Regions from separate parts of the Homo sapiens genome. Here region 1 is linked to region 2. Evidence: chromatin contacts called from ENCODE Hi-C or POLR2A ChIA-PET data. All regions are on one chromosome and are shown on one strand. Each heading gives the region's core, a stretch centred on a gene start or an enhancer-like site at or near the end of the contact. The rest is flanking DNA. Distances are from core to core; before and after follow the strand shown. Region 1 overlaps TMEM116 (transmembrane protein 116). Region 2 overlaps DRC10 (dynein regulatory complex subunit 10).

The links. A loop is a pair of places that touch in the nucleus more often than their neighbours do. ChIA-PET counts read pairs that join two places held with the same protein, here RNA polymerase II (POLR2A). Pooled maps may share reads with other maps.
Region 1: a loop to region 2 is called in a pooled map, with 5 times the contacts of the local background. The contact joins two enhancer-like sites. A Hi-C loop is called at or near these places in 1 of 37 single-sample maps with no recorded cell type and 3 of 50 pooled maps. POLR2A ChIA-PET finds 5 or more read pairs at or near these places in 1 of 52 experiments (naive thymus-derived CD4-positive, alpha-beta T cell).

Annotation. Positions count from the first base shown.
Region 1 is chr12:111,993,080-111,996,061 of GRCh38, forward strand. All of the region lies in intron 3 of TMEM116 (transmembrane protein 116), which reads right to left. It also overlaps the pseudogene SLC25A3P2. Among named protein-coding and RNA genes, the nearest start is that of TMEM116, 19 kb to the right of the region's middle. Within about 2 kb of position 1,257, at least 3 of the 41 ENCODE cell types and tissues checked have a DNase peak (open chromatin) inside an H3K27ac peak, as active enhancers do.
Region 2 is chr12:113,207,215-113,210,399 of GRCh38, forward strand. It overlaps DRC10 (dynein regulatory complex subunit 10), which reads right to left. Exons shown (of 5, transcript NM_001330452.2): 2 at 224-1,045. The coding sequence starts at 952. Among named protein-coding and RNA genes, the nearest start is that of DRC10, 12 kb to the right of the region's middle. RefSeq lists enhancers at 835-964, 1,175-1,484, 1,635-1,794. Within about 2 kb of position 1,402, at least 17 of the 41 ENCODE cell types and tissues checked have a DNase peak (open chromatin) inside an H3K27ac peak, as active enhancers do.

The DNA.
Region 1 (2,982 bases), core at 7-2,506, 1.2 Mb before region 2:
CAGCGGTCCCACAAGACCCGCAAGGCCCCCCCACTGCTCTCTTAACCTGGCAGCTGCTGCCTTATAAAAGTACAGTTGTGAATTTGACTCCACGAAGTATTATGCATTGTGTGGCTCTCGTGGGGTCTTAGGTTGTGGTCTGACACACACTGCGGTCATTCCCCTGGGTTTAGTGAAATGCTGTATGCAGGTGGACCCCCAAAAGTAGAAGGGCATATTTAATGGATTCTCAGTTACACTTAAGGAGGATGGTGTTCATTCTTTGGCTAAAGGACAGGCTCTGACTTTCATTGGCCACTCCATGCAGGTGTTCTGCAAGTTTGGCTTTTATGAAGTCTTTAAAGTCTTGTATAGCAACATACTCCCAGAGCATGTTATCTCTGGTGCACATCACTGTATTTGGCTGCCTCTGCCAGTGCTGAATTCTTTGCTGTAATTGCCCTATGGAAGCTGCTAAGGTTCAAATTCAAACCCAACCAGGTTAGACCAAGACTTTGAGGGATGCAGCTCCCAAGATGTATAAGGAAGAAGGCCTAAAAACATTCTACAAAGGGGTTGCTCCTCTCTGGATGAGACAGATAGCATATGCCATGATGAAGTTTGCCTGCTTTTAAGGTACTGTTGAAGCATTGTACAAGTTTGTGGTTCGGAAGCCCTGTGGTGAATGTTCAAAGACAGAGGAGCTGGTTGTAACATTTGTAGCAGGTTACATACCTGGAGTGTTTTGTGCAATTGTTTCTCACCCTGATGATTCTGTGGTATCTGTGTTGAATAAAGAAAAAGGTAGCAGTGCTTCTCAAGTCCTCCAGAGACTTGGATTTAAAGGTGTATGGAAGGGAATGTTTGTCTGTATCATTATGACTGGTACTCTGACTGCACTACAGTAGTTTATCTATGATTCTGTGAAGGTCTACTTCAGCCTCCCTTGCCCTCCCCCAAGATGCCAGAATCTCTGAAGAAGCAGCTTGGGTTAACTCAGTGACAGATCAAAGCAAATGTGGACTGAAACTGCTTGTTGATCAGTGTTGAAGAACGTACAAAAGGAACTTTCATATATTTGACAGTGTAGGAAATTGTCTATTCCTGATATAATTACTAGAGTACTTTCACTTAAGTCAAGAGTTTCAAATTTACTATTGAAATAAACCCAACTCTTCAGGAAAAAAAGAAAGAAATATAAAATATTAAGATAACCAAGACACTCTTGAAAAAAAAAGAAGAACTTGCCCCACCTCATCTTAAGACTTATCGTGGGATCTGGCCAGCAGCCCGCAATGCAACGGGGCTCTTTCTTTGTTCCCAGGTGGATCGGCAGGTCGAGAAATAAAAGACACACACAAAATAGTGAAAGCTGGGTCCAGGGCGTCACCGCCTTCTGGTCCTGTGATGCCGCCAATGCACTGGATATACTGGCATTTATTATTAAGTTTAGTGAGGGCGGGGGTAGGTTAGTGAGGGATTTAGGGGGTCATTTGATTATGAGGTGAGATGATCACATGGGGATGAAGTAATTCTTTAATGTAACATCGGTATGCATAAGTACAGTATACAGAGATAAGAATTTACAACATAGTGTGTGTGTCAGCAATTTCTAACAGAGCCTTAAAACAGAAACACAGTCTATCCATAACCTATGTTTAGTAAGATACTAATCAGCAGTAATATTTGCAGCAAAAGCTGGTTGCAAACAATCAACAGAAACAGGATGTGAAACAACCGGTTAGACCACAAATTCTCAGAAGGGAGTATGCCTTAACCCTAAAGAGACCCAGAAAAGCCGTGGCAAGATAAGGGCGTTTATAACCCTATCTTATCCATATGAACAAGCGCCCCTCATGTGTCTATTTATAGGCTCTCCACAAGGGTTGCATTGCATTCCCAGAGCTATGAACATCTGCTTTTCTGGGATAGTAATCTTGGTGATGTGAAACCTCCCTGACTGCACGTCCGTTTATAGGCTCTCTGCAGGGAGAAGCACATCACGCACTGTTGGCTCATTCTGGCAGCCAAACCTTGCATTGTCTTTACAAAATCCTGCATGCAATTTTGTATTTACAATAATCAGGAGCATTTCATCTTTTATTCCATAGCAATAGTTTCAGGAGGTCTCCCTACAAAAACTAACATAGACCTAGAGTGAAGATACTGTGGTACTAGTACAGGGATGGACAAATAGGTGAATAAAATGAAAATAGCCCAAATTAAACCCAGCAATATATATATAGATCTCTGATGTATGACATAAGTGGCTTTTTCAATCAGTGGAAAAGAGACAGTCTTTTCAAAATATGAAGCTAGAACAATTGGGTATCCATACAGGAAAAAAAAATGAAATTAGGCCCCTACTTTGTATCTCACACTACACTCAAAAAATCAGTTCTAGGACGGGCATGGTGGCTCACGTCTGTAATCTCTGCACTTTGGGAGGTGGGCAGATCACCTGAGGTCAGGAGCTCAAAACCAGCCTGGCCAACATAGTGAAACCCCATCTCTACTAAAAATACAAAAATTAGCTGGGCATGGTGGCGGGCGCCTGTAATTCCAGCTACTCAGGAGGCTGAGGCAGGAGAATCATTTGAACCCAGGAGGCGGAGGTTGCAGTGAGCCGAGATCATGCCACTGCACTCCAGCCTGAGCGACAGAGTGAGACTCCATCTAATCAGTTCTAGGTCAGGCTCAGTGACTATATGACTATAATCCTAACATTTTGGGAGGCCGAGGCAGGAGGACTGCTTGAGCCCAGGAGTTCAAGACCAGACTGGGAAACATGGTGAGACTCCATCTCTACAAATAAAATAAAAAATAAAAAAATTAGCTGGGCATGGTGACACACACTTGTGGTCTCAGCTACTTGGGAGTCTGAGGCAGGAGGATCACTTGAGCCCAGGAGGTCAAGGCTGCAGTGAGCCATGATTGCATCACTGCACTTCAGCCAGGGAAACAGAACAAGACCCTGTCTCAAAAAAAAAAAAAAAAAAAAAA
Region 2 (3,185 bases), core at 152-2,651:
GCATACGCCTGTAATCCCAACTACTTGGGAGGCTGTGGTGGGAGAATCGCTTGAACCTGGGAGGCAGAGGTTGCAGTGAGTCGAGATTACACCACTGCACTCTAGTCTGGACAACAGAGCGAGACTCCATCTTAAAAAAAAAATCAATCATTGAGGAAAAACCCAACCAACAAAAGATTTGTGTGGCTTCTTCAGTAATTTCAGCAATACTATGAAACAATACCTCTGCATTCCTGTTCTTCATTCTCTCCGCCAATTCCTTTTCAAGAGTATCAATGATTTGTTGGTTATTACTATTCTGTCTACTGATATCCTGTAAGAACTGGGCCTTATCCCTCGCTTCCATGGGACTAGTGAGTAGTTTTTCAAACAGGAAACCACGGAGCTCTATCAGGCTGTCAATAAAATTCTGGGCTTCTGCACTTCTACCCTGTGTCTGCATCTGCAGGAGCCTAGCAGCCTGGGGGTTGCTGAGCAAGAGTCTAAGGACGTTCTTGGTGGAGTCTTTGATCTGCTGCATAAGTGGTGAGAGGCTGGATTTCTGCAGCTCTATGGAAAGGAGGCGGTCTCTGAGCCACCCTTCCTCCTCAGCCTCTTTCTGCTCCTGCAATTGCCTTTCTTTCTCTTTCAGGCACCTGACGTTTTCAAGGAGGACCTGGCAGAGATCCTCATGCTCTCTCACTGCCCTCATGACGTCCTCCCCCAGCATCCCCTCCATATCCTCTCTGTTGGATGCCACATACGACAGCAAGGTCACCAGCTCCACCTTGTAGATCGCCTCATCCAGGATGGACATGATCCTTTTGGCCTCAATGGTGGTGAGTTTGGTCCTAGAGAGAACCAAGGGTTTTAGTGGATCAGCTGGCCTTTTAGATGGGTCTGTCTTTGGCCCTATTCTGTTGATGGCAGGGGCCTGATACAAAGGGGCCATGGCGAGAATGTCTAAAGCCATCTTGTGAGCAGCCCTCTGTGCCTCTGTAGGTCCACAGAGATGGAGACTTCGGTAGACTACTTGGGTCTCGTGCTTTTATTGTCTCTGGCCATCCTGCAAAATGAAGAAGTAGGTGTGAGTGCAGCTGTGCTGACATCTGTGTGGTTAGTGTGGCTGCAGAAACCACAACTGTTGACATCAAGAGTTCATCTTAGGTCCTCTGTCGCTTTTACACAGAACCTTTCACTGGAAGCAGTTTTCAGCTTTGTGAGGGTGTTAGGGCCACAAGGGCAGGAAGACCAAGTGTGGAGGCATCTCAGGCACATGTGTCAGGCGGGGACCAGCCAGGCATACAGACAGCATTCTAAGGATTTAAAACCAGAGACTGGTTACATCAGTGATGGGAGAGTTGAGAGGCCAACCAGGGGAAGACAAAGCCATCCCGCAATTGTCAATGGCAGGAAGCCACCACATGAAGAGATGGTGAGCCTGGGGCCCAGGGTCACCCAGGGGAAGTTTGAACCACAGCCATCAGTTCCCAGAGGAGCTAGAGACATTGCCGGAAATGCAGATTAAAGAAGGGTGGCGGTGGGGGAGGAGAAATACCCTGGTTTCTTTCTACTGCCCTTGGCCAAAACCAGCAGGAAACCAACTGACAAGCAGCCTGGGCGACGGAACCACAGGCCTCAGCCTATGTCTGAGCAGGACAGGGACAGGGCAGAATGCAGTGTAAGACTAACAGGACTAGGAATGGCACATTTTCACTGATTTTAAAGTTTTTTGGTTTGTTTGTTTATTTGTTTTGAGACAGAGTCTTGCTCTGTCGCCCAGGCTGCAGTGCAGTGCCATGATCTCGGCTCACTGCAACCTCTGCCTCCTGGGTTCAAGTGATTCTCCTGCCTCAGCCTCCTGAGCAGCTGGGACTACAGGTGCACACCACCACGCCTGGCTAATCTTTGTATTTTTAGTAGAGACAGGGTTTTGCCATGTTTGCCAGGCTGTTCTCAATCCACCTGCCTTTGCCTCCCAAAGTGCTGGGATTACAGGCCTGAGCCACCACGCCTGGCCATTTTTAAGTACTGATTTTAAAAATTGGTGGGTGAAATATAACTTTGAAATACAATTTAAAAAACTGTTTCACTAAATGTAATGTTGTATTCTGGATTGGGTTCTGGAGTGGAAAAAGGACATTAGTGGAACTGGAGAAATCCAAATCCAAATCCAAATCTAGTCTAAAGTTTAGTTAATAGCATTGTACCAACATTAATTTTGTAGGCGCTCTGTTACCCTGGCTGGAGTGCAATAGTGTGACCATGGCTCACTCCAGCCTCGACCTACTGGGCTCAAGTGATCCTCCTGTCTCAGCCTCTCAAGTAGCTAGGACTATAGGTGCTCGATGCCTAGCTAATTTTTTAACTTTTTATAGAGATGAGCTCCACTATGTTGCCCAGACTGATCTTGAACTCCTAGGCTCAAGCAATCCTCCCACCTTAGCCTCCCAGTGCTGGGAATACAGACAGGAGCCACCGTGCCGGGCCTAATTTTGTGGTTTTGACAAACACATCAAGGTTATCTAAGATGTTAACATTAGGGGGAGCAGAATGGAGGGCATACGGGAACTCTCTGTACTATCTTTGCAACTTTTCTATAAATCTACAATTATTACAAAGTAAAAAGTTTAGTTAAAAGACTATTTCAGGCCAGGCATGGTAGCTCACACCTGTAATCACAGCACTGTGGGAGGCCGAGGGAGGTGGATCATCTGAGGTCAGGAGTTCAAGACAAGCCTGGCCAACATGGCGAAACCCCGTCTCTAATAAAAATACGAGAGAATGCCAGGCATGGTGGTACGCACCTGTTACTCAGGTTAACCCCAGTTACTCAGGAGGCTGAGGCATGAGAATCTCTTGAACCTAGGAGGCGGAGGTTGCAGTAAGCCAAGTTTGCATCACTGTACTCCGGCCTGGGCAACAGAATGAGACTCTGTTTCAAAAGATAGATAGACAAATAAATAACTGTTTCAGAAAAATCTATAGGGCAATCAGAGATCAGTAATTTATATTGCTTTCATAGTACAATGGCTAAAAGTACTAGCTTTGCACAGCCCCACTTGGGTTCAAATCCTTGCTGGGGGTCTCTGGGCTGGTCATTTAATCCTCCAGAGCTTGGGCTTCCTCAGCTGTAAAACAAGAGTCCTCAGGATGAATGAGAAGCCTGCACGCTGTAAAAAATGTTCAATAAATAACTAATAGCA